Regions from separate parts of the Mus musculus genome. Here region 1 is linked to region 2. Evidence: chromatin loops called from intact Hi-C (ENCODE). Cell type or tissue: gastrocnemius. All regions are shown on one strand. Each heading gives the region's core, and the rest is flanking DNA. Links, peaks and the distances in the headings are about the cores only.

Evidence for each region. A loop is a pair of places that touch in the nucleus more often than their neighbours do. Peaks named below come from ENCODE experiments on the same cell type or tissue, not always from the same donor. Only the 100,000 strongest peaks of a DNase experiment are listed, where the experiment ranks them.
Region 1: it touches region 2 in a loop (2.3-fold over the local background); 8 of 42 quality-filtered maps call a loop at or near these places.

The regions. Positions count from the first base shown.
Region 1 is chr15:8,877,727-8,894,175 of GRCm38, reverse strand. No RefSeq gene overlaps it. Among named protein-coding and RNA genes, the nearest start is that of Ranbp3l, 82 kb to the left of the region's middle. In gastrocnemius, for the core only: a CTCF peak has its summit at 8,945 (motif pointing right); no DNase peak of the experiment used is centred there; H3K4me3 peaks cover 466 bases.
Region 2 is chr15:8,781,021-8,797,469 of GRCm38, reverse strand. The region is part of intron 2 of Gm31340 (a long non-coding RNA gene); the gene reads right to left. Among named protein-coding and RNA genes, the nearest start is that of Gm31340, 78 kb to the right of the region's middle. In gastrocnemius, for the core only: no CTCF peak of the experiment used is centred there; DNase peaks (open chromatin) are centred at 5,147, 8,297 and 11,770.

The DNA.
Region 1 (16,449 bases), core at 5,236-13,235, 96 kb before region 2:
GAAAACCTGACTAAGACAAATTGGTACCAGCATAGTGGAGTATTCCTGTGACAACCTGACCATGTTTTGGGGAGGACTGTGGAAGGACTTTGGAACTTTGGGCTAGAAGATCGGTGTTAAGTGCTCTGTCAGACATTGTGTAGGAGCTTGGAAGATAATGTTGAGAATAATGAATCACAGTGCAGAAGATGGAGGCCTGGCTTGTGAAATTTCAGAGGGAAAATTAAAGACTCTTTTCAGGGCCATTGCTATTTTGGATTGTGAAGATTCTATGGTTCTGGTTAGCTGGGGCTGAAGAATCAGCTGTGATTAACAAGATACCAGAACTACTGAAGTGAAAACTTTTGCTTACTGGGACTATTGATGCTGGTTAGCTGGAGCTAAGAAATTAGCAGTGATTAAGAAGAGACCAGCATCATTGAGGTGACATCTTCTGGTAAGTGTTTTCTGAGAGCACAGAGGCTGTGTTCCAGAGATAGCCAAAGTTGTACCTCGTGCTGCAGCAGGACTTGGTAATGTATAAGAGTTACCCAAGTGGTACTGGTTTTGAAGGCATGAAGGGGTCACACAGAGCAGCTGAGGCTCGGCACTGTGAGAGGCCACGGAAGGCCTTTCCTCCCCAACTTGCTTCTTGGTCATGATGTTTGTGCAGGAATAGAAACCCTGACTAAGACAGACAGTAAGTCAAGTTTTACATCTTGTGGTTTTTCCAATGTCTGTTGAGTTTTACCACATGCTTCCATTTAGTGTCTTTGTGATAGTATTCATGGTGCCCTCAATATCTTGGATTTTTCAAAACACCTTGTCACTCTGTCACCCTTAGTGACTAGATGCTCAAATTTGACCAGTTCATTTAAAAATATAAGATTGCAACTTGAAGAAGAGAGTTAATAGTTAGCAGATTAAATTTTGTTATAATTATAGGAAGGGTTTGTATCATATTTCTCAATAAAACATACTATGTATTTTTTCCTGTCTAATGATTACATTTCTCAATAGAACATACTATGATTTTTTTGTTGTTGTTTACCATGTCTGGTGATCATTTTCTTACAAGCAAAAGTAGTCATGTCATGTGGTAAATGTAATTTGCTTTTCACCAAACAAGTAAGTCTGTGCCATGCAGAAGGTACTGTTAATCCTTTACCAAGTGCTTGGGTTGGGGTGAAAGACTTTTTATAAGTGAATAGATAGGAAATGTTTTATATATATTCATACATATATACATATGTATGAATAAATGAATTGTAGATAGATTTCACCTTATTAAGAACTAATCAAGAAATTCTTCAAAAGAGCACGTATTTGTTTTTTTTCTAAGTGAGAGACTTTATAAATGGCCAGCTCTGTGGAGAAGGAGAGAGAGATAGTGTGAAGCCAGAAGAGAAGGGAGGATGGAGGGAGAAATGCAGTGGCGGGAGGGAGCTTTTGAGACATCCATAATATATAGATTTGAAGTTTAGATAAGACATCCATGTAGCTTTTATAAGTAATTGATGCTGCTACTCTGAGGCCTCCTTAGGAAGGAAAGGAACTAGGGTGTGATCAATACCCTCATCCTCCGACTCCAGAGAGCAGCATTAACTTATTACTTATAGAGATGGAAGAAGAAGAAACTAGCGTTAGTATCACAAGGGGCTGCAATGTAGGCCAGGCTTCCTTAATAGCATCTAACAAGATAATGATAACCACACAGACAGCAACTGCTGACCAGACAAATGGATGACTGGAGTTAAGAAATCCAGAGTCCCCAATTTTCGCACATTTGACATTTTTTGTGCAGATGTGTCACTAAGTCTGTCTTTTCAAGTGGTTCATAGTCTCTGGAATAACCCCCGACTTTCAGAATGATGGGATTTAAGAATGATCCATGCAAGAAAAGCCAGCCAGTGTGAATGAGTCCTAGGGTGTGCTCTCAGTCTCTATCTACTACCCTGCAACAGCCAAGTCGTCCCCTTGCCTTGTTCAAATGGTGCAGAAGGGAGAGAGTAAAGGGCATCCTACAGTCTTTATGGGGAGGGGAGGTAAGACTCATTCTACCAAACTCCCTAAAGCTGCAATTACTTATACTAAGTCACTTATTCCGTGAACCTATGTTGGACCTCTGCTTTTGCACAACACTATAAAGTTTCTCCTCCTCCTCCTCCTCCTCCTCCTCCTCCTCTTCCTCTTCCTCCTCCTCCTCTCCCTCCTCCTCCTCCTCCTCCTTACAGAAAGTAAAATGAGCAACCACACCTTCCATATCTATCCATGCCCTTGTGACCATTCCTCTGTTGACTGTTTTCACTGGTGACACTCCTACTCACAATTTCAATTGATTGTTCATTGGATACCCTTCCTTCTCTCGTTTCCTATCAATTCTAACTTGGGTTCTGTTGTTCTGATAAACATCATGACCAAAAGCAACCAGGGGAGGAAAGGGTTGGAGTTTTTATCTTCCAGGTTACAGTCCCTCACTCAGGGAAAGCCAAGGAAGTCAAGGAAGGAGCTTGAGGCAGAACATGGAGGAGCTTTGCTTATAGGTTTGTTCCCTAGTCTCTGCCCAGAAAGTTTTCTTATGCAGCCCAGGAGCCCTTGTCTAGGGATGGCACTGCCCACAGTGGACTGGATCCTTCAACAACAATTAGCAGTCAAGGAAATGACCCACAGACATGACCACAAGGCCAATCTGATAGGTGTAGTCTCCCAGTTGAGACATCCTCAGATAACTCTGGGTTGTGTCAAGGTGATAGCTCCCACTAACTAGGAGACTACCTCCAAGTTGAGCCTCTCTGAGGACCAACTTCCTAAGATCCTCCTGAATATTTTCATTCTACGTGGGTCTGCCATTCACCAGACCTCTATTGAATTGACAACCAGTGTCACTCATTATGATAAATAATGACCTTTTGTTTTACTTCACTTTGATTCTTGACTGTTATTATTGTCTCTCTTGATAGATCTCTAAGTCCCTGAACTAAAGAAACTAATTTATATTTCTTAGTGTTGCATTATGATATTAGATTCTCAAAGACTGTTGAAAGATGTAAGATGTTGAAAGATGACACTGAGACAATCATGAAATTGACAATTAATGAAATGGATGGTTTTCTAGACAGATACCACATACCAAAGTTAAATCAAGAGCAGGTAAACTATCTAAACAGTCCCATCTCCAACAAGGAAATAGAAGAAGTCATTTAAAATCTCCCAACCAAAAAAAAGCCCAGAGCCAGATCGATTTAGTGAAGAATTCTACCAGCCCTTCAAAAAATACCTGATACCAATTTTCATCAAACTATTCCATAAAATAGAAAGAGAAGGAACACTACCTAACTCGTTCTATGAAGCCATAATTACTCTGATACCTAAACCACACAAGGACCCAACCAAAAAAGAGATCTTCATGCCAATCTTGATTATGAATATCAATGCAAAAATACTCAATAAAATTCTTGCAAGTTGAATCCAAGGACACATCAAGGCCATCATTCACCATGATCAAGTTGGCTTCATCCCAGGGATCAAGGTTGGTTTAATGTAAAAAAATCTATTAACATAATCTACTATATAAAAAAACTCAAAGGAAAAAAATCACATGATCATGTCCTTAGATGCTGAAAAAGCATTTGAGAAAATACAACACTCCTTCATGATAAAAGTATTGGAGAGATCAGGAATTCAAGGCCCATACCTAAACATTATAAAAGCAATTTACTGCAAACCAACAGCCAATATCAAATTAAATGGAGACATACATAAAGCAATTCTACTGAAACTTGGAACAAGATAAGGATGTCCACTCTCCCCATATCTATTCAACACAGTATAGAAGTGCTAGCTTGAATAATAAGACAACAAAAAAAGAGATGAAGGGGATACAAATTGGCAAAGAAGAAATAAAGATATCACTATTTGTAGATGAAATGATAGTATACATAAGAGACCCCAAAAATTCCACCAGAGAACTTCTCCAGCTGATAATCAACTTCATCAAAGTGGCTGGATATAAAATTAACTCAAATAAATCAGTAGCCTTCCTTTATATAAAGGATAAACAGGCTGAGAAAGAAATTAGGGAAACAACTCCTTTCACAATAGCCACAAATAATATAAAATATCTTGGGGTAACCAAACAAGTGAAAGACCTGTATGACAATAACTTCAAGTCTCTCAAGAAAGTAATCGAAGAAGATCTCAGATAATGGAGAGGTCTCCCATGCTCATGGATTGGCAGAATTAACATAGTAAAAATGTTCATCCTACCAAAGGCAATCTATAGATTCAATGCAATCCCCATCAAAATCCCAACACAATTCTTCAAAGACACGGAAAGAGCAATTCTCAAATTCACCTGGAAAGGCAAAAACCCAGTATAGCGAAAACAATTCTTAACAATAAAAAAGCTGCTGCGGGAATCACCATCCCTGACCTCAAGCTTTACTACATAGCAATAGTGATAAAAACTGCATGATATTGGTACAGTGACAGACATGTTGATCAATGGAATAGAATTGAAGACCAAGAAATAAAACCACACACTTATGGACACTTGATCTTTCACAAAGAACTCAAAAATATACAATGGAAAAAAGAAAGCATCTTCAATAAATGGTGCAAAACAAAAAAACAAAAACAAACAAAAAAACCAACAACCAATGTAGAGATGAAAAGACCAGTGTGTGAGTCTTAACTCTTGGAAGGATTTCTTTACAATCTAAAAAACTAAGTTGAAAATGAAGGGACCAGCCAGGCAGAAAACATATTTCCTGCATTTGAACGAGCGTTATTTATGAGTAATTAGTCGTTAGCTGAGTTAAAACACAATCAATAATTTTAATTACAAAAGGGAGACTTGAGAAACCCATTTGACCTGCTTGTGGTTCAGAAGAAGACAGGGACCCCATTATTAATTCTGCTGCAGAGCTGCAAAGCAGAGGTAAAAGAAAGTGCAGCACAATAAATATTAAGAGTGAAATGGGATGCATGACCTCTGGGTGAGTCCCACCTCCCAGGAGTTTCCCTTGAGGGCACGGTACCCAGGAAAATTAATAATGAACCAAAACATGGTCTGTGTGACCTTTACAATATGCAAATGTCAGGGCCTGGTAAAAAAATAAAAGGAATATGAAAATCCTATAAAATTTAACCTTACTGTAAATTACAAATAATAGAACTAGAACTTGATAATGGTAAATCACAAGGGTGTTAAACTTGCATTTATCAGACACATATTTGGATTCAACTAAAAGTATCAGAGAGTCCAACATGCCAGTTGTTTACATATTTTTGATTAATATTTTGTAATGTTTGTGAATACATAACAATAATTTTAAATTAACATAAGAAACCTTTTTTCCACTGGCATTATATTTCATAGTAAGAAACAGGAAGTTTTCTCAGTAATTTTAGGAAACAAGCATGTTTGTTCTTCCTACAGCTTTTCGAAAAAATATCCTTACTAATACAATAAAAAAGAAAAAGAAATAAAATATGTACAAATTGAAGAAGTTATCGTTCTTTACAGATTATGTAATTTTCTCTACATAAAATCTAAAAGAATCATCAAAGTATGTGAAACTAATAAATGGTTATAACAAATTTGTAAGATATAAAGTTAATAAAAAAATTAATCCTTTTTCTATGTGTTAGCAACAAATAGGTAGAATTTGAATAAGAAAATATTCCTATATACATTAGCATATTCCTAAATACTGAAATGAGTATGCATTTAACATAATATGTATGGACAAAATTATAAAACTCTAATTAGGGACTGGAGAGATGGCCTCATGATTAAAAGTACTTGCTGTTCTTGCAGAGGACCCAGGTTCAGTTCTCATCATCCATATTAGCCAGCTCACAACAACCGACATGTCCAGTTCCAGGAGATCTGACACTCTCTCTTGACCTCTGCATGCACAGGCACACACATGCTACACACACATACATGTAGGCACACAGACATACATATAAAATGAAAATGAGTAGAGGCTGAAGGAGTGGCCCATCAGTTAAAAGCACCTACTATTCTTCTAGAAGATCCAAGATTGTTCTTAGCACCAATCAGATCATGTGTAACCACTTCTAATTCCAGCTCCAGGGCATTCAACAACCTCTTCTGGTCTCCACAGGCACCCTAGTATCCGTGGTATACACACAGAGAGAGAACACACACACGTGTGTGTGTGTGTGTGCGCACGCACACACAGAGAGACACACAAAAATAAATAAATAAAAGCTAAAAACTTTTTTAAAATTCAATGAGTAAAGAAAAACCCTGGTGAAAATGACTAAGGAGGAACTAAATAAGTGGAGAGCTAATCTGTGACCACGAGAAGATACAAAACTGTCAAGATGTCAGATTCCCCCAACTGGAGCTCCACAAGCAATATAATCAAAACTCCATCAATTTTTTTTATCCTGAATCATCATTATGATGATTCTAAAGTTTATATGTAGAGGCAGAAGATCTACCCACAGAAGAATCAAAACACTCCCCCAATATTATAGTAGAGCATTGATACAGTTGATACAATATTACAGCACAACATTGATACAGTTGACATATTACACTACAACATTGATACAGTTGATACAATATTACAGCACAACATTGATACAGTTGACACAGTATTATAGTACATTGATACAGTTGACACAGTATTACAGTACAACATTGATACAGTTGATACAATATTACAGTACATTGGTTCAGTTGACACAGTGTTACAGTACATTGATACAGTTAATACAACAGTGAAGCAGGAGAGCACCCCAAACCGCCACTGTCCCACTTTATCATTTAGTATAAAGGTCTTGTACTCAAAACAGTGTGATGTTGACAAAGCAATAAATAAATAAAGCAAAATACTCAGAGTCAATCGACACAAAGGCAGAAAACTGTTCTTTGACGAAGGAAAAATCGAGTACAATGGAGTGGTGCAACACCTGGGCATTGTCAGGAAATAGGAATCTTATATTCTTCATAACAATATACACAGTACTGCTATAAAACTCAAAACTATACAACTCTTACAACACTGGGGAAAACCTATGTGGTCTTAAGTATAGTGATAACATATTAGACTATCAGGAGTCATGACCATAAAGAAATAGTTGATAAACTGCACTGCAGTGAAAAAAAAAAAAAAAGATATCTGCTTTACAAAGACATTCTGAAGAGAATAAGAGAAAATATCAGTCTAGGAGAAGAAAAATGTAAGAGACTGACACAGTTGAAGGACCAGCATACTAAATGTTCAAAGAACTCTAAATGAAACAATAAATTGTGTAAATGTGAGCAAAGGTATGAATAAATTCTCTATCATCATATGTCATTAAGGAATTGCCAATTGGAACCACTGGACACACCCCTCTCAGATACACTGATGAGAATACAAATCCTGCCAGAAATGTGAGCAGAGGAACTTTTGGGCTTCACTAGCATGAATACAACATGGCACAGCCACCAGGTGTAATTTCCAAAATTCACCTGTAAGCCACACCTGCGCAGGAACCAGGTAACTTCCTGGAATGCTGGGAACTGTAGTTCTTGGGAAATAACAACGTCTCATAGGAAAGTACAATGGTCTACAAGTTTGGCCTTATAAGCCCCTGCTATGCATGGCTTGAGGCCGTTCCAGCTGGGAAATTCCAAGGAAATGATCCTGACCAAAGTCCATCTCTTGGTCAGTATTTAATATTAATATTTAATAAACACTTGTTATAAATTTGGCTCAAAATGGTGGAGTTGTTGTTTTGTTTTGTTTTGTTTTGTTTTGTTTTGTTTTCTGGTGAACTGCAGGATAAATGCTGGAAAGGTAGTTTTCTCATGAAGTTAAATATATTCTTACCAGACTACTCAGCAATCACTCCAATGTGAAACAAAAGAGTTTGAAAGTTACCTCCCCACCAAATTTTCACACAAGAATGTTGCTGCTTGCTCTCTTTATTGTTTCCAAAACTTGGAAGGCCCCACGATGTCTTTCAGTAGGTGAATAAATATTAATCTAGACAGTGGATTGTGCTGCTAACACAGGCCTGTAGTCTCAGCCACTCAGGAGTGTGAGGCAGGAGAATCTCCAATGCCTGCCTAGTGCAGTGTAATGAGACCCTGTAATGAGGCCCTGTCTCAAAACTAAAAGTCAAAAAGAGGGTTAGTAATACAGCTTAGTAGAAGAGCCTTTGACTTCCATGTAAGAGAGGTTCAATTCCCTATACATACTGGAGCGTATGTGAGTGCGCACACACACACACATGGATGCTGGGGGGAGGGAGAAATAGGAGGAGAAGAAGGGATAAATATAATTGCATATTCTGAAGTGCTGGAGGCCAATATGACAAGGTTGCACAATGAATGTGTGCTTCCAACTACATGACCTTTTGGAAAAGGCAAACTGTGGAGACAGTTAAGTGATGGGAGGTTGCCAAGTATGAGGCTGGAAAGAGGCAGAAACAGCCAGAGCACAGAGGGCCTTTCCTCCACAGAAACTAGTCTACATGGCATTATAATGTTGTTTACGTATAACTATACACTCAATATACAGCCATAGATAGTGCAAGGGGGATATTAAAGCTCATGTTCTGGACTTAGAAGCTAGATTGTAGCAACTGTAGCATCCCTGGAAAGGATAATGATAGTATTAGAGGTTGTGTGTGTAAGGACAGGAAGATGTGGCAAATCTCTGTACCTTTCACTTAACTTTTCTGTAAACCTACAACTGGACTGAAATGCTATTTTGTTAAAAACAACTACAAACCTGAAATAACATTCTTTTTCTTTTAATTTTTGATGATTCATTTGTCACACACTTATGCAGGGCGTTGTGATAATACCCCCAGTACACTCACTTATCCTTTGTCCACTCCCGCTTACAGCTATTTAGTACCAAAGGTTTCTTAAATGTGTTCATTCAAAAAAAGTTCTCAAGGTTCCACAAAGTTTTTCCATTTCCTTCCAGAAGGTGGCATGTGTGTACTATGCTCAAAAAGCCCTCCACTGATTTTGTGAAGTAGAGGGGGCGAGGGGGTGGGGGGGGGGGAAGTGGGGGGAAAAAAGAAAGAAAGGAAGAAAGAAAAACTTTCGCAGATAGTAAAACAACTTATAAACCTGTTCGGAGTAATTTCAGCAGCTGGAGTGAAATGGGAGCCTGCCGCAGACAGGGCTTTCCGTGGCAGGGCGAGCTTCTATAGACATACATACCTGCGAACACGGGGACCCATAACTTAATTTACAAGTGCCTCAACGCTGAGAGACTACTTGCGGAGTTGACGCTCTGGAATTTGTTACGGTCACTAGAAGCTGCATGGCATAAAAAAAAGGTCACAAGCTGTGGCTGGAATGGTGGACAGGAACAGAGTCCTCAGACTACAGAACTCAGCCAACTTAGCCTTGGATTTGCAGGGCTCTGCTCCGAGAGCTGTTTGAACTTGAGAGAGGAATCCTCTAATTAAAAGGCAATTACACAGAACGTCTGCCTAGTAATCCCCTCCGAGCGTGTTAAACCCACAGATTTCTGGGCTTTAGAGACCCTGAGGTCAAGAACATCTTTGGGACTGGTGAGTCTACATTTAAGAAGCATCCTGGAATGGAAAATTTCTCAGGTGTCTACGTACATCAGACTGCTAATGAAGGCGACGCCATGGACAAACCTTGAAAACAGGATTCCAAGCAGACACAAGAGGACGGCTGGGACTTCTGAGTCTCAGGGTACCATTAGATCAGGATGCCTGGTTTCTGGATTTTCTATGAAAAAAAAAAAAAAAACAATTACAATTCGTAATGGTTAAGACTGTATCCAGAGTGTCAAGGTTAATTATCAGAAAATATCAAATGCCAATTTCTTACAGCCCCTGCTTTTGGCGCAGTATCATGGTGTCCCGGGGCAGAAAGAACAGAAAACAGCACACCCTCTTTGCTCCTTCAGTCTTCCCTGTCTTCTTGTTACCTTGTGCAAAAGAACCCGACCAGAACAATACCCCTAAGAAACAGTTGGAGGTCAGTGAACTTTGGTTGCCCATTTGCTCACTCATTCAGTAGTAATCAATAATCATGGGGTACTTTCCAGACTGATTTCTAGGCCCAAAAGAATGAGTTATGAAGAACACAGTCATGGCAGTCAAGTCAACAATAAGGAAATAAGCAGACGCATTCAAGAGTAAGACGGTATCTGTCTGTGTGCTGGGCTTAAAGAAAACCAAGGTTGATTGACATGTAACCAAGAAGGAGAATGTTGTTTGAGCTAGCCTCACCAGGGTCAACTGCATGGGGGCAGTCACACTGACAGAGGTGCTAGAGACAGCGCATCATCTCAGACATTTCCAGGACAGCCTTGGGGAAGGGGATGTGTATTCTTCAGGGACAGCTCCAGCACTGAATGATAAACACTGGAAGAGGCAGGTTGAGTTGAGCTCAGCTTAGGGAAGGACTCCCTAGCCTAGCAGAGAGGGGATTCATACCCAACTGTGGCTCACCATGTCCTCGTTTCATTGTCTGTAGCACTTCGTTTAGGCCTCACGGTCGCAATGGATGGTAAGAGGAGTGATGCCCATAGAGTGGAGAGGTTTGTCTGCTCCCAATCTAGCTGTCTGATCAAGTGAATAGTCACTTAATAGAAAGTCACTTGAAGGAAACTTTCATTGAATGCTAGGGAAAGCCGGACATCTCTTCAACCCTTACCTCAGTTGAGTAATTTAAGCTCAGCAAATGGGTGACTCTGCATACTTTAGTGGTTGGCTGTGCTGGGTGTATGTATAGACTCCAGAACTGCAGGCTCTTCTAGTCATACGTTGGCTCAGTATAAAGCACACGGAGGTGACCAATTTACGTTTCCTGAAATAAAATAGCTCCCTGGCTCAGAGGGAAATGAATGAGTTAGAGACCCTTAATCTTGTGATCTCCAAACACTGCCAGGAGCCCTAATTAAATCACAGAAAACACTGAAAAAGCAAATAAGACATACTCCAGATTCCAGCCAGGTAATGGAAAATTACAAAAACTCTTGAATACCAATAGGCGTGTTTCCAGCTTGACTAAGTGCGAAGCATAAATTCTCGGGGGGGGGGGGGGGCTTTCATTGACTACCTCCCAGAGGAATGCAGCCAAATGGCATTGGAATACCTCTTTCAGTAAGAATTCAGACTGTAGCCCAAACCTGCACTTCACAACCAGCACTGGGAGGAGCAGGAAGGGCAGGCATTGTCTCATGATCTAGATCACTTTCCTTCCTCAAGAGAACCGTTTCTTGACTTGCTTCAGGAAATAAGATCATATGTAAACCTTGAGCAGACAGCTCCGAACCCAGTGGTTCTCCAGAGGGGCCAGGACATCTACCCCGGGTGAAAAGGGAAGACAATCAAGCCGAGGGTTACTTGAGTACTGACTGACCTTCCTGGAGATTAGAGTAAGGAGTGAAATTGATGACTCCTGTGACTGTCCTCGGTTTTGTCAAAATTACCCAAGTACTGATTCCATTTAGCTCCACAGGGAAGACCAAGATTGGGAACAAATGGCTGCAGGGTCCAATCACAACACACACAGTCCCTGCAGGCCAGACATGCCCATCACCTCTGGACAGCTGCTTCTCCCACTATGCCACTATGCCATAATCCTACATCCAGTCAAACACAAACTACATTAGGGCACAGTCTTCAGCATCTTCCTATGCAATAGTTAGCAGAGGAGAGAGGAACATATAGCTGAAGTCTAGTGCAGTTGTCAGTTCTGACCTGGGTTTGAAAGAGCACGGGGTGTGTGAGAGTGCAGGGTTTGCATTTAGAGCTGTCCACTCCGTAAAGGCAGTTCTGTTTCTAACCTGTCCAGCAGAAGAGATGTTTAGTGGTTTATATGTGCATTCTAAATCACAATTTATTTTAAAATAGCTGAACATTTACTAAGAGGGTACTCTTGACACGTGAGTCCATCAATTCTCAGAAGAACAAGCACTCCACGTGATGTGCGTTGCTTTTGCCTAGTTCGTACTCCCTGTATAGGTTTGTGGGTGGTGGTCAGGACTGTGCCTTCATTGAAAGAAAAGAAGGATAAACAGATTGGGCAGAGTATTTTATCAAACACAGCAAATACAGTGACCACTAGACAACTGCCGTCTCTGTCTTCATCAGCCCAATGAGTCGCACTGTATTTGAGATCTCGGAGCTGTGTAAATGCATCCAGCCTGGTCCTCTGAGCCTGCAAATCCTTCACCTCAAACAGTTCACAAGGCAAGGGAATGAAGAGTAAGCTAGCTTGTGACAGGAGGGGAAAAGGCAACAGATCCGAGTCCAGACCATCTTAAAGAACTAGAGGCACTGGTCTTTACCAGGCAGGTCTGTTAATTATCCACCCTAACACCTCGACTTCAATTAGAAGATACTCAAAAAAGAAGAAGGAGAGGGGGAGGGGGAGGGGGAGGGAGAGGGAGAGGGAGAAGAAGAAGAGGGAGAAGAAGAAGAACAAGAAGAAGAAGAAGAAGAAGAAGAAGAAGAAGAAAAAGAAGAAGAAGAAGAAGAAGAAGAAGGAAGAAGAAGGAGGAAGAAAGAAGAAGGAAGAAGAAGAAAGAAGAAGGAAGAAGAAGAAAGAAGAAGGAAGAAGAAGAAAGAAGAAGAAAGAAGAAGAAAGAAGAAAGAAGAAGAAGAAAGAAGAAAGAAGAAGAAGAAAGAAGAAAGAAGAAGAAGAAAGAAGAAGAAAGAAGAAGAAAGAAGAAGAAGAAGAAGAAAGAAGAAGAAAGAAGAAGAAAGAAGAAGAAAGAAGAAGAAAGAAGAAGAAAAGAAGAAGAAAGAAGAAGAAGAAGAAGAAGAAGAAGAAGAAGAAGAAGAAGAAGAAGAAGAAGAAGAAGAAGAAGAAGAAGAAGAAGAAGAAGAAGAAGAAGAAAAGAAGAAGAAGAAGAAAACAACTCAGGATACTCCTGTGGGCAAACGCAGGGAGCCAGCTCATGCAGCACTTTCGGCCAGATGGCACCATTGTTCCTTGTCCTCAGGCGCACACATCTCAGTGCAAATGCCCTGGAAGAAGGGAAGGAAGTGGAAAAAGGGAATGAAGTGGGGTGCAGGAAACCCACCGTTGATTCACCACCTGAGCAGATGACCCTGGACCAGCTAGCTGTATGAAGCAAGACCACATCAGAACAACATGAATGTCCCAAAGTGACAAAGTGTGCTTCTGCAGGTAGAAGCACAAAGATCATGCTTGAAAGTTTGTCAAACTTTGAAACTCAGACATTTATACACAAGATCCAAATTTCAAGGTTTTCTGGGAAAACCAGAACTCATAAACATGGAAGTCCTGCATTTCTGCCTAGGAAATTAAATAGCTGCTCAGAAATTCTGCTTGCTTTATGTGTTTAATTATTTTACTTTATATATTTTGGACTTAATTCCAAATTAGCACATAGAGAGCTATGTTCTTTTAAAATTATTGTTTTATTAAGTTTTGTGCTCAGGTTTGGTAAAACAGTCAAGAGGTCTAAGAAAGACACAGAATTCTAGTTGTCCCCAGCCACCTTTTGTTACCCGGAGGAACCAGCTACTCTTCCTTCTGTGGTCTGCAGGCACTGCATGTGCATACAAGGTTTTAAATTATGGGCTCTAGATCTTCCTCTACTAGGTCAGACTGTGCATCTTTGAATAAAGTACTCTCTGAGACCTAGTGTGTTGGTCTATCCTACACGGAAATGGGTTTGGCCTAGAATCCAGAGCTGGGCTGTTCTTAAGCTTTTGGGTACCTTTGAAATGCACGTGACTTAACCTGAAGCTTCACTCCATACACAGACTCTGATTTCATACATCACCTTCCAGTGCTCATCTTTACATTCATCTTCAATCTCACTGATTTTTGTTTGACATTTTCATAGAGCATTTGTAATCAATAATACATAGTAAATATTGCTGAAACCCTGCAATAGCAAAGGTTATACGAAACATCTTTGCAGCCGACGTCCATAGCCTTGGCATGTGACCCATGTCCTCTGACGTGAGTCAGGGACCTTCCACTCCAAAAGTATATCAGCTGCTCACGTGGACCACACCTCTGTAGCTAAGGTTCTGATCATAGATTTTTTTTTTTTTAGTTTTAAGTTTTAGAGATTTTATTAAAGTTAACATTCCATAAGGTCACTCAGATCAAACTGCAAGAAATTCCAGAAATACAAACTACCATCTGTAGAACTGTAGAATCTTCTCCAGCTGTCAAAAATGTACATGATATGTAACAAGTCTTTAGGAAGTAAATTCCACTGTCCATTTGTGTTGGGTAAGAATCATTCATTTCATGGAATCCACATTAAAAGAATCCTGTGTTGGTTGTAATATTACAGCATTATTGCATTAATCCATTTTCCTCAATTCCACATAATGTGCTGCCATCTTGATTTCTCCGCGGTAAAATCCATTTCAAACTCTTCAAGCTGGGTGTAAATGCTTTGATGTCCGTGGCATAAGTCTTTCATTCCATCTGAAGATTCACATTTTTGCTAAATACAATACAGAATTTCCCAAGGGCTGGCTCTCCTCTATTCTTAAAGATAAAACTCTATAGTCCCAGTCTTCAAAATGGCACACCTGGGATAAAAGCTGTGTTTATCATCTTGTAAGTTACCATAGCAAGCAGGGGTGCCACAGTGCGGCCGCCGCCCACTCCCTGCTGGCTCGGACTGCTTGCAGCAAGGCGCCTGGTTGAGCATGCAGCGGAATGCAGTGGCCAGACCTGGCATCGGCCCTCCAAGGCAGTGCCCGGGGCTGTGTGCCTGATCATAGTTTTATTTCTGTCCTGGATTTAGAACTAAAGGCTGGTGACATGGAATCAAGAGGGGGTTCAGCCCATCAGCTCTTCTCTATGTCTGGAAGCAGGCGTGGCAGTTGTGTGGGTAGAGCTACCCAGTGTGCACTGGAGAAGATTGTTGTAGGCTCTTCAGTGCCAGGGGGTGTGGCCTCTTTGTAGGACCAGTTCACTGAAGCATTGTGGGTATACGCCTGACTAATTCTTTTTAACCCCATGATTCTGTGAATTGCCAGCATCCTTGAATCTATTCATTTTCTCTTTGAATTATCTAGGGTTGGTATTACCTAGAGTTTTAATTATCTAGATAGTTATTTAGAGGTAATTATCTAGATATTAATTATCTAGAGTATATGTTACTTGCAACCAAAAAGCCAAGTAATATACCTTCCTCTTTCTGAATGAACAATATCTTATGGGTTGTTTCTAACAAGAATCTTGTTGCCATCAGTTATGGTAGTTTGGTAAAGAGGGACCAGAATGTCAAAATCACACAAAGTTTTTTAAAAAATAAATCAATACATATTCATTGTGTAAAGTTATGACATTTTCAAAGATATGAATCATGTACACTGATCATATCATCCATCCCCAGCCTCTGTGTGGTGGTGGTGAAGTACTTGTGCATGTGCATGCAGGTGTAAGCACATATGAGTACTTGCATGCAGAAGCCAGAGAACTATCTCAGGTGTCATTTCTCAGAAGCTGTCCCCCTTGTTCTTTGAGACAGAGACCTTCACTGGCCTGGATCTTGTCAATTAAGCCAGACTGGCTAGCCAGTAAATTCCAAGGATCTACCCGTCTCCAACTCCCTAATGCTGGGAATATAAACTCATGCTCCCATGCTTTTTTAAAAATATGGGTGCTAGGGTTTGCACTCAGATCCTCATACATGCAATTAATGACTGTGCTAACTCCCATCCTCCCATTACTTTTCCTATCCACTCTCCCCTGCTTTTTTCTCAGACTTCTGTCTTTTTTTATATCAGTCTGACACCTGAGGGTGCTGCCCACTCTAGAGGAGAATCGTTCCCTCTCTGTTCATTCTTCTAAAAAATGTCTTTACAGACACACCCAGAGGCATGTCTCTGAGCTGATTCCAGTTCCAGTCAAGTTGACAACCAAGATTGACCATGACAACCCAGGATTGGTATAGCTGGCTCATGTGGTTGGTCAAATTTTAATATTTTTTTGAGGAAACACCATAGTGTAAGTTACCATAGCAATCAGGAGTTCCACAGCGCAGCCACCATAATGGCAGCATTGATTTAATTGGCATCAACAGTGTACACATAAAGGGGTTTTCTTTTCTTCTCAGAAAGTTTGCCTACATTTGTTGTTTGTTATCTCAAGTACAACCATTACAACTGGGTTAAGATGAAATCCAAGACCTGGTTTAGTCTACATTTCCCAAAGGGGCTGAGAATGCTAAACATTTTATGTATTTATAGACCATACCTATTTTGAGGGTTGTCTATTCTATTACTTTGCCCATTTATTGATTAGTTTGAGAGAGAGAGAGAGAGAGAGAGAGAGAGAGAGAGAGAGAGAGAGTGTGTATGTGTATGTGTGTGTGTGTGTGTGTGTGTGTGTGTGTGTGTGTGTGTGTGTGTGTGTGTTTAAACTTTGGAGTTCTTTTTATACTCTCCATATGAACCCTCTGTCAGATGAATTACCTGAAAAAGATATTTCTTTTC
Region 2 (16,449 bases), core at 4,913-12,912:
AGTGAGGGTAATAACTTCACTGTTCTCTTGCACAGTAAGAAGATATAAACAATGATGTACTTTATATTGTAAACTAGCTGGAACAGAATTGTTAAAATAATCTTATAACAAAGAAATAAAAAGAACATGAGGTGATAACCTTTATTAGTCATTTAACAACAGCATATGTGAGTGATAAGGATACCAATTATTATATGCCAACTCTTTAAAGAGTCTAAATTCTTAGTCCCTGCTGAGGCTGGGTGCCACCTGCTGGTGATGGTCTATCTACTTTAGCTTGAATGCAACTAAGTTTCTGAGTCTGGCACCTAGTTGGACATCTGTGCACCTCAGTTGCCTGACAGTTCACCTCTGCCCAGCCTTCCATCATCTGGATGGAGAATGAGCACATTAACACACTGGGTAAGAATAACATTCTTTTTTTTTGGGGGGGGGGGAGGTTTGTCGGTCCAAGATTTGTTACATTAAAAAAGAATGGATGCTGAAATATAAGTGCCATTCAATCCAAAAAGTAAATAATTGAAAGTCTAGCTGACATAAAGTATAATAAAGGAAATAACAATGGTAAGCAAAGACTTAAGATATCAAAAAATAATAGAGGATATGTACGCCTATCTGAAGATTTGAAGATAGGAGCCTCAGATGAGATAGAACATGCAATATTGATCTTTCTAGGTCTGGGTTACCTCACTCAATATGGTCATCTCTAGTTATATTCATTGACTAGCAAAGTTCACGACTTCATTTTTCTTTATAGCTGAATAGTATTCCATAGTACATATGTACCACGTATAGATTATCCATTTTCAGTTGAAGGACATTGAAGTGGTTTCCATTCCTAGATATTGTAAGTAGAGAAGCAACGGACATGGCTAAGTATCTATCTGCAGGGTAGAAAGTCACATCCTTTGCTGACATGCTAAAGGGCAGTCCTGGAGTAACGGCAGAAACCAGAAACATAAAATGGGACCATTGCCAGGGTAGGGGGTGGGAGCAATAGAAAAGGAAATAGTGCAAGTGATCTGATCAGGTAGATAGATGGAAATGGGGAACTCTAGGTAGGGATGGGGATAAAGATAAACACAGAAAAAGGAAAATGGACAGCAACATAGCAGTAAGCCTATCTGCAAAAGTTATTAGAGGAGCTGGCAAGATGGCTCAGTGGGTAAGAGGACTGATGGCATTTCTGAAGGTCCTGAGTTCAAATCCCAGCAATCACATGGTGGCTCACAACCACCCGTAATGAGACCTGACGCCCTCTTCTGGTACATCTGAAATCAGCTACAGTGTACTTTTGTATAATAATAAATAAATCTTAGGGCCCAAGAGGGCCGACCGGAGCGAGCAGGGTTAACTGGAGTGAGCAGAGGTCCAGAGGTCCTAACATTCAGTTCCCAACACCCACATGAAGGCTCACAACCATCTGTACAGCTACAGTGCACTTACATATATAAAATAAGTAAATCTTTTTTTTTAAAAGTTATGAGGAGTCATACTATTCACCTGAAACACTTGGTTGGCCCCTAGAAGCAGAGGGTAAGTATCTATTTGCTGAAGACACCATACACTTCAAACACAGGACCTAGAGGCCCCACAGCTGGAACTGTCTTTAATGTTTGTCCCCTGAGGACTAGAAAGTGCCATGCAAGCTTCCAAAAACAGAGAACCGGACATCAGTTCTACCCAGCTATGATGCCTATGAACCAACCCTGAAGGAGCAAGAGTAGCCAGCGTACCTTGCCAGTGACTAATGGCTTTCTAATTGAGCTTCAGACCCACTCAACAGGGAAATTGTGCATGGTACTGGAAATCTAGCCAACTACCCAGGGCTAGTGAAGTCAAAGATCTTGGAGGAGAACCTACAACCACCACTTTACTAAACCAGCATAATCCCTAACTGCACTCCAAATATTTATCTTTATACCCACACATAAGTGTCGTCCCCAGGCCTCATTAGGGAAACTTCTCTTTGCAACAGATGGAGATCATTACAGAAAACCACAACAGATCAAAATACAGAGCTTTGGAGCGCAGTTCCAACAGATACAGCTATAGTATCCCACACCTGGGGCTCAGGGATCAGGACTGAAGTGGGGTTGGATGGAAAGATTGTAAAAGCCAGATAATCAGGGGTTTGTTGTGAGGTTGTGTCTCTTAGGAAAGTCAGAAGCTGCACACATAGAGTCTCACCAACATGACTGCCTAAACAGGCTGAACAAGGACAACAACAGACATGCTAATGCGCAAATTCCACAAAGCCTCTGGTCTATACAGAGAACAAGCAATTAAGAAATGCTGAAAGCTGACAGGTTAGTCTTCTCCAGGGAAAAAGTGGTTACCCCAAACCAATGGTCAGCCCTGAAAATATACACACAAGTAACATTGTACAGACTGATAAATATATTGTATTTATATATTTAGAATTAGATAGACAATAGATAGATAGATGCATAGATAGATAGATAGATAGATAGATGCATTGATAGATAGATAGATAGATAGATAGATAGATAGATAGATAGATAGATAGATAGGGAACCACTGTCTTAAGACATCCTGTTATTTCACCTCCCTTTTAACATCCTACATCTTAACTAGATTTCTTCCAAGATGGATATTTTATCTCAAGGAAACATGCTGTGCACCGGAAGGACAGGAATCAAATGGATAATCAATGTTCATGAATATCACAAAACTTTGAAAAAGATCAAAGTTATCCTAGTTTGCTTTCTATTGCAGTGATACACCATGATCAAAAGCAACCCAGGAGGAAAAGGTTTATTGGTGTCCAAGTTGGGGGTTCCTTGCTGTAAAGAGACACCATGACCAAGGCAACTCTTATAAGGGAAAAGATTTAATTGGGGATGGCTTACAGTTTTAGAGATTCAGTCCATTATAATGATGTCAATAAAGACATAGTGCTAGAGAAGGAGCTAAGAAAGCCACACCTATTCCAACAAGGCCACACCTCCTAATAGTGTCACTTCCCATGGGCCAACCATATTCAAATCACCACAATGGGTTTACACATTGCACTCACAGTTGTTCATCACTGAAGAAGCCAAGGCAGAAACTCCAGCAGAGCAGGAACCTGGAAGCAGGAACCAAAGCAGAAACCATGGAGGAGTGCTGCCTGATGGCTTGCTCTCCCAGCTTTCTCAGTTTGCTTTCTTATGGGACACAAATCCACATTTTTCTGGGCTGGCCCTGTCCATAGTGGGCACATGAATCATTAATCAAGAAAATTCCCACCCCTTGCCTATAGTCCAATCTGATGGAGGCATTTTTTTTCAACTGAGTTTCCTACTTCCCAGATGACCAGCGCTAATGCTGAATGCTGATCCCTGTCTTCATAGAGAATCCATTGCAGTTTTAGAATTCTGTTCACCTCACTTCGAGGTTCCAGCTACTCTGGTTGCAAAATAGGATTGCAAAAACTAGGTCCTATTATCAAAGTCTCGGCCCCATACTTTCTCCTGTACAGATTATATCTCCTGGCCAAATTCTAAATTGTATGAAATTCCACACAAATCCTGAGTCATGTGGATTACCTGTGGGCTAGGTATTCCTTGATCTTCTCACTAATGAAGCTATATAACCTACAGGTATCAAAGATAGGGCTATTTCTGAAACAGGTGTCAGTTGTAACCAGCTTTTAACACAGCCCAAAGAGATTCTCTGCTCCTCCAACTCACATGCTTGTAGAAACTCTTCTTTAAAAAGAGATTTAACGTGACAACCAAGAGGATTTTGCAGAGATGATGCTATGTGACTGCTGAAACAACCACACTATGACTTCCACATTACCCTCCCTTGGATCTCTTAGGGAAGCCAGCCACTATATATTTAGTAATTGTGCTCACATAGTGAAAAACTGGGTGTTTTGGCCAACAGCTGGGCCATGGCTGCAATCTCACACAGTCTCTGGTCAGACCTGCCCAATTGAATAACACATAAATGTCTGACTTAGAGAATTCATTCAACATGATATAAAAGGCTGCTTCATTTTTAAACAACTTGGCTTGGACTGTGGGCCTGGCCCAGGGAGTGGCACTATTAAGAGGTGTGGCCTTGCTGGAGTAGGTGTGTCACTGTGGACGTGGACTTAAGACCCTCATCCTAGAAGTCAGTATTCTGCTGGCAGCCTTCAGATGAAGATGTAGAATTCTCAGCTCCTCCTGTGCCATGCCTGCCTGGATGATGCCTTGATGATAACGGACTGAACCTCTGAACTTGTAAGCCAGCCCCAATTAAATGTTGTCCTTATAAGAGTTGCCTTGGTCATAATGTCTGTTCACAGCAGTAAAACCCTAACTAAGACAGAGGAGGTTTGTTATATAGTGCTGCATAAGTAACATAATCCTAAACCACCATAAAGTGTTGGTGCATTGGTGCTGAACTGGCTCCAAAAACACCATCCTACTGCCTTGTCTGCATGGAAGTCTTTCTAGCTATATGTTGAGATGTGTTATATTGAGAATTTGATTATTCTTCATGACGTTTTCCTGTATTGGCTTTGTAGAAATTACAGAGGATAATTCAGTGTCCTGGGTTACTGAAATGAAGACTATAGGTCTTATACACATTTTTCAAATATATATTTGAATATATATACAAATTTGAATACATATATATAACTATAGGAAAGGCACAAATCAGAGGAGATCTGCTATTCGCTGTCTTCCACCCTGTTTATCCTTTGGATAAACCGGAAATCTGTGTCCCATCAAAATCTCAAAAACACTATTGTCCCTGTAGATTTCCCACTAATTAAAAATGTATTCTGATGATATTATTGATGGTAACAAAGTTATAGCTTTGCTATTGTATGATAAAATGTGACAGAATTTAGAAAATCAAGCATAGCTCAATGAACCCGTTTCAACCCCAGTGACTAAGAGATGCTGTCACAAAAAAATTATTCATAGGTAAAAAAAACATTCTAAGATCCCAATAAGCCAATTGATTTTAATGTAACAAAGTATGAAATGGTTCTTGAGATAGTTTGAGATTTTTACATTGTAATTAATCTTAAATTAATACTCACTTTTCAAATTTCAGACAGCATCAAAGGAGAGTGTCTAAAGCAGTTATGAAAACTATCCCTCTCTTCCAAGCACATACCTGCACGATGCCAGATTCTCAGCATGGGCTTCTACCAAAACAACATATTGCAGCAGATGGAATGAAACCAGCAAGACATAAGACTTGCTGTCTTCTATTGAGACAGACCATGAAAAGATCTGCAAAAATGTAAAACGGTGTCACACCAGCTGCTGCTCATTACTTGTTTTGAAAAGTACAGTAACTTTTATAAAAATCTGTCTTTCATATTAATGTATAACTTGTCTATCTAAATACATTTAAATATACAACTTTTAACATGCTTACTTTTAATTCCTCACAAGATGTACATTGAATGATTCAGTACAAAGCAAAATTCTTTCCAGGGGGTCACAAGTTTTCAAGAGTGTAATGGGGTCAGATGAGCAAGTTTATACAGTCGGATGAGGTTGGAGCCTACGTCACCCTTCTCATACAGATGCAGAAGCTAAAGGTCAGAGAAGCCAGATAATTCTCCCAGGATGGTGCAGAAAACACAAGTAGCAAAGGCAGAATCTAGGGCTCCTAGCCTCTGGTCCTAGGTTCACAAACACAGAGCTGCACCATATCACATAAATATAATAGTATACTACACAGCTAGTTAAACAGTCTAAAACCAACTGCACCAGGATTAGCTTCATTAGCACCCTTAATTTGTCCCACTCTCAGTGCTACAAGATACGTTCTTGCGCATTATTAGAAAAGGCAGAATAGCCTTTCCCACGGAGGGTTTCAGTGAGTAGAAGAAGGCTGCTAATTTTTAAGATCACTATCATGACGGCTAGAAGGAAAGATGGGGGCAACAATGAATTCCTATATGCTGGCCAAACTTTTTAAGGCTATGTCCAGATTTCCCCAATTCTAAGATTTGGATTTTCCAATAGAGTCAGCTGAAAATGCTGGGTCTACAAACAAGTACTAAGCTGCCTTGACGAAAATACTGTTCATGGTTCTTGTTTCACCATTAAATGTAAAGTCAAATCAGTAAGATAAAATGAAAAGAAATTTCGTTTCCTAGTGTTAATGTCATAGATCAGATACCCAAGAACCAAGGACTTTTCATGCTTGTTTCTAGGGCTGGGACCCTTGGAAGTGTATGTGCTCTAGCAAGGAATCTACAGGCATTGCAGTGAGATGAACCTGGCACTAATGGATCTCTCCCAGATACTTGTTACTCTGTTAGTGGTTCTGAAGGCAGCAGCAATGGTAGTAATGGTACCCTGGGTATAAATGCACTGAGGACCAGATTCTGCCCTCGAAGTTGACAATGACTGGGTTCTCACAACACGGAACACCCTATGCATAGGATTCTCAGGGGCACTGAAGCCCTGCTCAGCAAGAATCTCTTTGCAAAAATGCCAGGGACTCCACGTTTTTATCAAAGTCTTTAAGAAATCCTTAAATCCCCCCAGATGTCAATGAGACCCGTGATACATTAAAAATGTGGTACAATATCAAAAATATTCATGCTAAAGTCAGAACATCCTGATTCTCTAGAAGATTCTTTAACCCAGAAGCCCTGTACACACACACATCACAGTCTCCATACGGAGCTCTAGTCCTTGGGAGTTTGGTCCTTGGGAGTTTGGAATCATAGCCTGCAGTTGGAGAGACCTCCGCACATTCTGCAGCAGGACTTCTAGAAAACACTATTATCGCATGTTCCCTCTCAGAGAAGTGCCCTGAGGAGTTATGGGCTTACTGAACACATGGACCGCTTCCCTGTGGCTGTACGAAGTCATATCAAGCTTAGCACCAAGCCCATCCTGGATCAGAAGAACTGGCTTTCTCTCATCAGCACTGGCATTTATGTTTCTTATAACTTAAAGCCCTCAGGTCTTCCTGTGTACTCTATGGAGATACCAAATGGGACCTCAGTCTGCATCTGGGCTGATGTTCAGTAGCCTTGGCTGAGATTTTAAAAGGTTCTAGCAATAAATCTCAACATTTCTGTTGGGTTTTCCCTGGGGATTTTTTAGGGTGTGGCTATAAGTTGGTGTGACAGCCAGGTGTGTGTTGTTTCTCCCTTAGAAACTCAGGACTGTGGAATATGGTTTTGAAATGTCAAAATCCATTCATCAAGAGGGGTGGGACAAGTATACACACACACACACACTTGGAAGAGCCACAGAGGTCTCCAAATTCTTCTTCATAGCACACAGATATATTTGTTTCCCAGGATCTTTGCTAAAACATGACTTCTTTTGGCACAAAGCAAAGGGCTACAGATCACTCTCTGGGTCCCAGCCAAACAAGCATAGTAAAAGTCTCAGAAGTTCTTCATGAGAACATAATGTCACTGAGAATATGGGCCTAGTAGAAAATCTCAAGGACAGAGACATTGCAGGGTCCAAGCTATAGACCAGAAAAGACCAGAACAAGAAAAGATGACCCCCATGGTCAAGTCCAACCACTCCAACACCACACAGAAAAGTGACAGAGCCCCACTCTCCTATGAGAGCAGGGCCTATTAGACATTTATGAAGCACCAAGTTTTCCCAAAGGAACACATGTGCTCACTCAAGACCGGGAGTTGGAATTTAATGAGATGATGGTGTCTCCACCATAAAGAAATTCTCAATTCGAGGTCAGAAGGTGTCTGTTAGGAAAATAATAAGCAAATGTGAAATCATTCATTCATATAGTATAAGCGCATTAAAGGGGTTGAGGCTTAAGAGAAAAAAAGATGTTTAAAGACAAATAAAAAACATAATAGTGACTGTTCTTGAAATGCAGTGGCTAAGAAGAAAAATCTAAAAATTAATTCTGGCTAACTTGAGAGCTAGCAAAAGGGGGTGTGTGGGGGGTTGTCCATCTCTTTCTTCATTTCTCCTCTGGTGTTTCCTTACAATGGATTTTCTTTCTCTCTTCCCTTTCCTGTACCAGTACTGGCCCTGATGGAAGAGACCATGAAGGTGAACCCTCCCCCAATACTACATTTTCTCATCGCCCTGCATCGTTCTTTTCCTTCCATTCCCCCTTACCTTGCCAAACCTCAAGCATGCATCTTGCTGTCAGTGTTTAGAATTCTGTCTCGGCTTCAGTAAAGAAAGTTCTAGTGCCAGCAGTCTCACGCCATCTCTGGATCCAAATAAGTTGGCAGCCAAATGTAATGTAATCAAAGCCTGGCCAATGTAATCAAGGCATCTCGGGAACGGGCCACTGTTGGAGGACTCCGTGGTCTCCCCTGCTCCTCTTTTCTCTTTGTGACAGCAGCAGACACACAGATCCCAAACACTAATCCCTCCATCTTTCTTCTCTAGACCCACTGCTTCTCCCCAGGACCCTCTTGGCTGGCACAATAGTGAGCTGCTTTCATGCAAAGAGTACCAGGCAAGGCCCACTGTGACCTCGTCTTAATTAGGATTAAAAGATCTGCTTGCCCCTTGGTGAGTATTAGTTCGTATATGGTACCAGGTCTCACTCAGAGAATCCCGGCTCAATGAATACTTCTCTAACTATCGTTTGATGTAGACTGAAGTGAAGACCCATGGGAAAAAAGAAGTCCTCGGCTACCAAAGCTTTCCAGCTCTCTGGACCATCTGACAAGTTGAACGATGCCACTTCTTAGTACGTCGCTGTGGCTGTGGTCTGGGTAGAGAGGTCCACTTGGCTGCATTTGCTGTAACTCAGAGGAAGATGTGGCCCTGACTCACTTCCAGCCTTAACTGGGGACTATGGAGTTTGAACCTGCTCTGCTTGCCAGAGTGTAGACTTATGTGGGTTATGCTCATCCTGGGAAGCAGGCAGGTAGAGACTCCAGAGAAAACACCCTACCACTAGTCATAGTTGTGTGAAGGGGGGAAAAAAACAGAGAAGAGGAAGGCATGGGGAAGGAAGAGGACATCACTTCACAGCACAGCCTGCTCCTCTCCTCCCTCCCAAGCCCTAACTGAACAGTTACTCAGATGAAATCCATATCAACCCTCCCCAAGTGTCTTAACCAAAGGTCCCTTCATTAATTCTCTTTGTACATATTTGCTTTCCTGGGGAAAGAGCTAAAGAGCCTCTCCCAGACATGAAACATGAAGATTTCCACAAGTTTACAGTCACCCAGGGCTACACAGCAAGTACCAGGCAAACTAGAGCTGCACCCCAAGACCCTGTCTCAAAAACAAAAACAAAAAACAAAAAAACAAAAAACAAAAAGCAAGCAAGCTAGTAACTATTGTTACTGCAATAACTGTGGAGGTAATGAAGCACAAATCCTAAGGCTTACCAGTCCCTCCCTCCCATGCCGGGCCTGACATTCATGTTTGAATTTTCTGATGACTGGTGAGGAAGGTGGGCTGATTCTGAGATAAGACAACCGTAAAGTGTTCCAAGTCACGAGACAAGGCAAGGGTAGCTGGAGTCTAGGGAGACTGCATTCCTTGGACTCCATGCCCTTTAATCTGTAAACTTATATGTGTACACCATGACCAAAGGAAACCTCTCCTGTCCTGGCACCACCGGTTGGTCTAGAAAGCAATTTTTTTGGCGGGGGGCATCTCTCCTCTCAGATTCCTCTCTGCAGACATCTTGGATTTTGTCCCTATAGTATCAACGGACTCATCTAAGGATGGAGGCCTCTCTCAGGCTATGTGATACAGTCCTTATTGGAATATATAGTCCCTATCAGAGCCATGAATTATGAAAGATGTCAGTGAAATGCCTGATACAGGCTACTTGTGAGGCAAAGAGTGGTCTCTTGGCTTACAGTTCTATGGGTTGAAGTCCACAATGAGATAGCCCAATTGTCTGGGCATCTGGCAAGCATGGAATGGTATGTCAGGATGAAAACACATGTGTTGTAACAAACACATCTGGAAAGAGGAGGGATGGGAGAGAGTGTGTTGGAAGAAAGGGAGAGGAGAAGAAAAGGGTGTAATAGTTCTCCCCCCACCCTTGTGGGGGGGGCATGCTCTAAAAGACCTAAGGATCTCACCTCTCAAAGGTCCATAGCACCTCCTAGCACTGTGACCATAAGACCCAAGGTTACTGGCCTTTGAGAAACAATTCAATTATCTGAATTGTTTCTCAAAGTGAAAGAGCAGAGAGATTTTCTTTTCTTTTCTTTTTTTCAAGTTTTTTTAAATGTTAATTTTTTATTAGATATTTTCTTCATTTACATTTCAAGTGCTATCCCCTTTCCTAGTTTCCTCTCCAAAAGTCCCCTATACCCTCCTCCCCGCCCTGCTCCTCAACCCACCCACTCCCAATTCCTGGCCCTGGCATTCCCCTGTACTGGGGCATATAATCTTTGCAAGACCAAGGGCCTCTCCTCCCATTGATGGCCGACTAGGCCATCCTCTGCTACATATGCAGCTAGAGACACGAGCTTGGGAGTTGGGAGTGGGGGGGGGGTATCTGTTTCATATTGTTGTTCCTCCTATAGGGTTGCCGACCCCTTCAGCTCTTGGGTACTTTCTCTAGCTCCTGCATTGGGGGCCCTGTGTTCCATCCTATAGATGACTGTGAGCATCCACTTCTGTATTTGCCAGGCACTGGCATAGCCTCACAAGAGATAGCTATATCAGGGATTTTCTTTACTCCCCAAAATTCTTGTTAACACAGAAGATTATGTTTTCTTTCTACTGCATTAAAGAGGAAACTGCTCCCTCCTTGCCACCTCTCACCACCTTCTCCCTATAAGATAACAGAGGCTCCATTTATGAATCTAGGGAAGGAGATCTTACTGGACCTCTGCCCTCAGCTAAAAGCATTTGCCAAATGGATAGCTCAGACTGCCTGTTGTCTTGCCTCTTGATGACTGTCTTCATTAGGGTTTCTATCGCTGTGCCAGAACACCATTACCAAAGAGCAAGCTGGGAAGAAAAAGGATAATTTGACATACATTTCCTCATCACTGTTCATCATCAAATGAAGTCAGGGCAGGAGCTCAAGCAAGCAGGAACCTGGAGGCTGGAGCTCCCCTAACCCTCTTGTCTCTGCCTTAGCCCCAACACGGGGATTATAGGTGCACTGGACGTGCCTGGGCCTTTACATGGGTACTGGGATCTGAAATCAGTCCTCATGCTTGTACAGGAGATGCTTTCACCCACTGTGCCATTTTTCCAGTTCCAGGGCTACTTGCTAATCATCTTCACATCCCAGAAGTTGACATTTGTGTATGTACAGTGTGGAATGTACTTTCAGGGGAGATAAAATGGCAGGCTTCTGAACAACAGTTGCTCAGATTCGGTTGAATCTAAACAATGTGAAATGACCCTGGGCAACCCACCTTCAAATGAGGTTAACTCACTCCAATGAGTAGGTTATGTCTGCAGCACCTGGGAAATGTCTTCATATGATTTAAACATTCTACTAGTATGGAGGGAAATGAGGAAATGCTTGCGGAGAAGAGAGTCCTAGAAGAAGAAAGTAATACAGGGGGATGCGAATACATGCGGCTCGTTCCACTTTCTGAACTAGCCAGCCCCAGTGCTCGTTGATCTATACAAGGCTCATCGTCAAACCTGCTCCCCAGCGAGAGCATCCACCACCTCTCCCCAAAGCACCGTCGTCCACAATCAGCTAACTTCGTACTATCAACCCACAAGAGACAGTGGATACAAAGACTGTGTATAAAAACTATGATAGCCCCAGGCTCTCTGGCAAAGCCTTTGCCTTGCCAGCAAATAAAACACAAAGCTCCAGCTGCCAAGCTGAGAGGGCCCGCATCTGCTCCCCTGTCCCTGAACAAGCATTTGATGATGACTTTCAGGGCATTTTAATCCTTTGATGATCTCATACTCCTTTCCTTTGAGACATTTAGAAAACAGTCTCCTTGCCAGGAATCCCATTACAGTCCAGCCCCACAGCCTTGTTGAAGGAGCTTGCAGCTTTCTTTCTGATAGTCTTGTTTTAACAGGACATGTATTTCAGATGTGATTTCTTTTAAAAAATTATATATCTATCTTTTTTTCCTGTACCTGCCTAGTTTGGACTGACATATGGACTCAGGTACAAAGAGTTTCAAGGGCAAGATGATACTAAGAAACATTACAATAGGTGATTTCAATGAAAATGGTCCTCAGAGGCTCATAGGGAGTGGTGCTCTTAGGAGGTGTGGTCTTGTTGGAGGAAATATGTCACTGGGGGTAGGTTTTGAGGTTTCAGAAGCTCAAGCCAGGCCTGATGGCTCATTGTCTCTTCCTGCTACCTGCCAATCCAGATAAAGAACTCTTAACTCCTTCTCCAGCATCATGTCTGCCTGCACACTGCCATGCTTCCCTCTATGATGGCAATGGCCTAAACCTCTAAACTGTAAGCCAGCCCCTATTAAATGTTTCCCTTTATAAGAGCTGCCACGCTCATGTGTCTCCTCACAGCACTAGAAACCCTTACTAAGACAGCTGGTGAGAGGATAACGAAAAGGCAATGAATATTTGTCAAGCTAAATTTTCTGGGATCTTGGGATACAAGGAGCCAGTGGGAATAGCTGCCTCTAAGTTACCCAAAGGGCAAACTTTTCTAAATCCATAATTAATACTTAAATTTACAGATTTCAATATCTATCTCTCAAGGAAAAAAATGTGTTTTGTCTATGGCTCCTAGTATATAATTTCCTCCCCCAAGACAGGTCAGAGAAACTAAATTTTCTCTTCTCCAAGGCAAGTCATACAAACTCTAATACAAATATATACACACAGAGACAGACAGACAGACAGACAGACAGACAGACAGAAAGGCAGGCAAACATGCAGGAAGGTAAGAGACAGGCAGGCAGGCATGTGTATACACTTGCATGTACACACACACACACACACACACACACACACACACACACACACACACCTTTCTGTATTGGAGTTGGCCATAAAGGAAATCTCTGAGGGACTGAAGAGATGGCTTAAGTAGTTAAGAACACTGGCTGCTTTTCTAAAGAACCAGAATTCTCTACCCAGCACCCACATGGCATCTAACAGCCATCTATAACAACAGTTCAATTTCTGGAACTATATCTATAACATCCAGTGTCCACTTCTGGCTTCTGTATACTCCAGGCACACAAGTGGTACACAAAAATACATGTAGGCAAAACACAAATACACATGAGATAAAAAAAAAAAAAGATGGATACGTAATTTTTTTAAAATAATCTCTTTTTTAGCATTTATTAGATATTTTATTTATTTACATTTCAAATGCTATCCCGAAAGTTTCCTATACCCTCTCCCCGCCCTGCTCCCCTACCCACCCACTCCCACTTCTTGGCCCTGGCGTTCCCCTGTACTGGGGCATATAATCTTTGCAAGACCAAGGGGCCTCTCTTCCCAATGATGGCCGACTAGGCCATCTTCTGCTACATATGCAGCTAGAGATACGAGCTCTGGGGGTACTGGTTAGTTCATATTGTTCTTCCACCTATAGGGTTGCAGACCCCTTCAGCTCCTTGGGTATTTTCTCTAGCTCCTCCATTGGGGGCCCTGTGTTCCATCCTATAGATGACTGTGAGCATCCACTTCTGTATTTGCCAGGCACTGGCATAGCCTCACTCGAGACAGCTTGTCTATCCTTGCCTGAGAATAAGTCTTAGACCTTCCTCTACCCGCAGAGCCCTTGCTTATGTCCTGGATGGAGTTCAGTGGGACAGAGGCCAAGAAGCAGAAAGGCCTTTGCAGGCTTCCCTGTGCTCCCTAGAGCATCACACACACATTACATCACTCACATTCACAGTGAGTCTCACAGGGAACCTGAGAAGGATGCTACAGAGAGCTTCTGCATAATTGAAAATGGAGAGGCCCCTGGTGTGTAGGGTATGTGCAAAGGAGGCATCACCCTCCTTCTCCCTTCTCCTTCTCCTCCTCACTTCATCCTATGCACCTCTTCCTCGTCATTCTTTGTAACACTCTATTTTAAACTAGCAAATGTACTTCCTTGAGCTGTGTGGTCCAGTCATGCAAGTTAATCTAGTTCAAGAATGGGGTCAGGGAATCCTAATTTGTAGCTGATGGATTAGAAACTCGGGCTTGAAACTGGCATCTGGAGTGGGGCCAGTCCTGGGACTGAGCCCTTAGCTGGTGGGATCTGACATCATCACTAGGTAGAAAGGATCCAGACTGGATTGGTTCAGAGCACACACAGCCTGTCTCCTCCAGCATCAGTTGCTTACTCACAGATGGAAACAAACACCCACACCTTTAGGGTCTCAGAGGGGGAAGTGAGCCATTTTTCTTCTGACATGCATCAGTAGCTACTTCTGTCAGAAAGTGGAAAGTTCTCAAGTCAGTGACTTCAACTCCCATCTTAAGAAACTGGAGAAAGAAAGAAAGAAAGAAAGAAAGAAAGAAAGAAAGAAAGAAAGAAAGAAAGAAAGAGAGGAAGAGAGGAAGAGAGGAAGAGAGGAAGAGAGGAAGAGAGGAAGAGAGGAAGAGAGGAAGAGAGGGAGGGAGGGAGGGAGGGAGGGAGGGAGGGAGGGAGGGAAGGAGGAAGGGAGGGAGGGAAGGAGGAGGGAGGGAGGGAGGGAAGGAGGAGGGAGGGAGGGAGGGAGGGAGGGAGGGAGGGAGGGAGGGAGGGAGGGAGGGAGGGAGGGAGGGAGGGAGGGAGAGAAACCAAAGAAAATAGTAAATATCCACACAAAGGTCAATTAACAGAAAAACAGAAGGGAAAAATGTGTGAAGGCAAGAGCTTTTGGGCTTGAAAAAGTCAGTAATACTGACGGCCCTCTTTATTCAGGAAAACTGGAGATGTAATGGAGAAGACTGAGATCACTATTATAGGAACATAAAGACATCTGCATCTCCAGATCTCCAGATAGTAAAACAATAGTAAGGGTGTGCTATGTGCAACGCTACAGCAATGATTTCAGCGGCTTCAACTAAGCGGGCCACTTTTTTGAAAGCAAGAAACCCATAAAGCTCATTGGAAGAGACCAGAGCAGAGAAAGAGTATGTACTATAAGAGTCTACTTAGATAAGCCTCTAGAAAATGAAGACTAACATGAAGAGAAGCTGATATACATTGCCTGGAGATTTTGGGGGCGCATAGGCTGGGTCAGGAAAGGGGGACAGGGTTGACTGCAAAGGAGCCCGAGAGAAATTCGTGGAGGAAGTGATGAATGCGTTCATTAGGCCGTGATGATGTCACCACAATCAAGTAGTGAATACAGACGTCAAAGCACATTAAACCGCAGGCTTTCAAAACGTGCAGTTTATTTTGAATGTCAATTAGGCCTCAACCAGAACGTGAGGTTTCCTTTCTAATTCGGAGGGTTTTTCTGTAAACTGTGACTCTGTGTTTAAAGTTTGAAGCTGAAGAACGATCCAGCTTGGTTAGAAAAAAAAAAAAAAAAAAAGCCCTCACCCCAAACAATGCGTACCCTGTCATATGCATCTAGGAGGCCTTTCTTTTCCAAGAGAAAATGTGGGGTTTGGACAAAGACGGAGCACTGAGTTAGGGAGCAAAGCATGGCTGGAACTTAGCCGGAGCCACCAAAAGTGCCAACCTCACGGAGCAACAGCTCCTTTGCCCACTGTCTCCCCGAGCAATACACAGGCCAAAGAGCTGGGAGTCCATTTTCTTTGCTTCTGGTCTGAGGCATGAGGACTGACTCCGTCCAACTTGCCAGCTACCCTGCCTTCAGGCCACACGCTCAGCAAGTTGTAGTCCAAGTTACTGTATGCTGAGCCTTTAAGAGCATTGTTCGGGCCCTTACTACGGGCAAGTCAAAGACCTGGGTTTCTCGGCCGTGGACTCAATGACGAATCCATTTGGGTGTCTGAAGCTGGCAGTGTTTGGTCCGTGAAGGCAATTGAGATGTTCTAACTCTCTTGCGACCCAGCGATTTTTACTCCCCACGAATTTCCCTCCAACCGAAACTTGGCTCCAGTGTCCTGCAAACCAGACCCCGGGGTGGTTACAAAACAAGAACCAAAGGTCTGGTAGTGTAAGAGCGTTATAGTTCCTCTGGGAGTCCTGCCTCCTGCCTCCACCACCCTCCATCCGCCAGTGAACAGTCGGCCTTTCCTCTCACTGTGGGGAATGCCACCGCTCTCTCAGAAATGCCACCACGGTTGCCCTTGGCAATCCTTTCTTGTGCAATGTCCTTTCTCAGGAAGATGAATACAAGCTGTGCAGAACTGAATGTCGATCCCACCCTCGGCAACCAGCAGTCTCATTAAGCAAAGACTAAAGGACCCCGGGGAGAAATACATTTGACTGACTCTGGAGTTCAGGGAAGAACCATGAAAGGGGGAGAGATTTCTTCACAAGTGGGGGCGACTTTCAGGCAATCCTCCTTACCCCAAAGCCCAATGTGCTCACTTCCTGGTAGGAAGGCCATTTTAAATTCTGTCTCTGTGTTGATTTCATCAACGGGACCCAGGAGTAGAAAGAAAAAGGTAGAGGTCTTTGTGTCTCTCT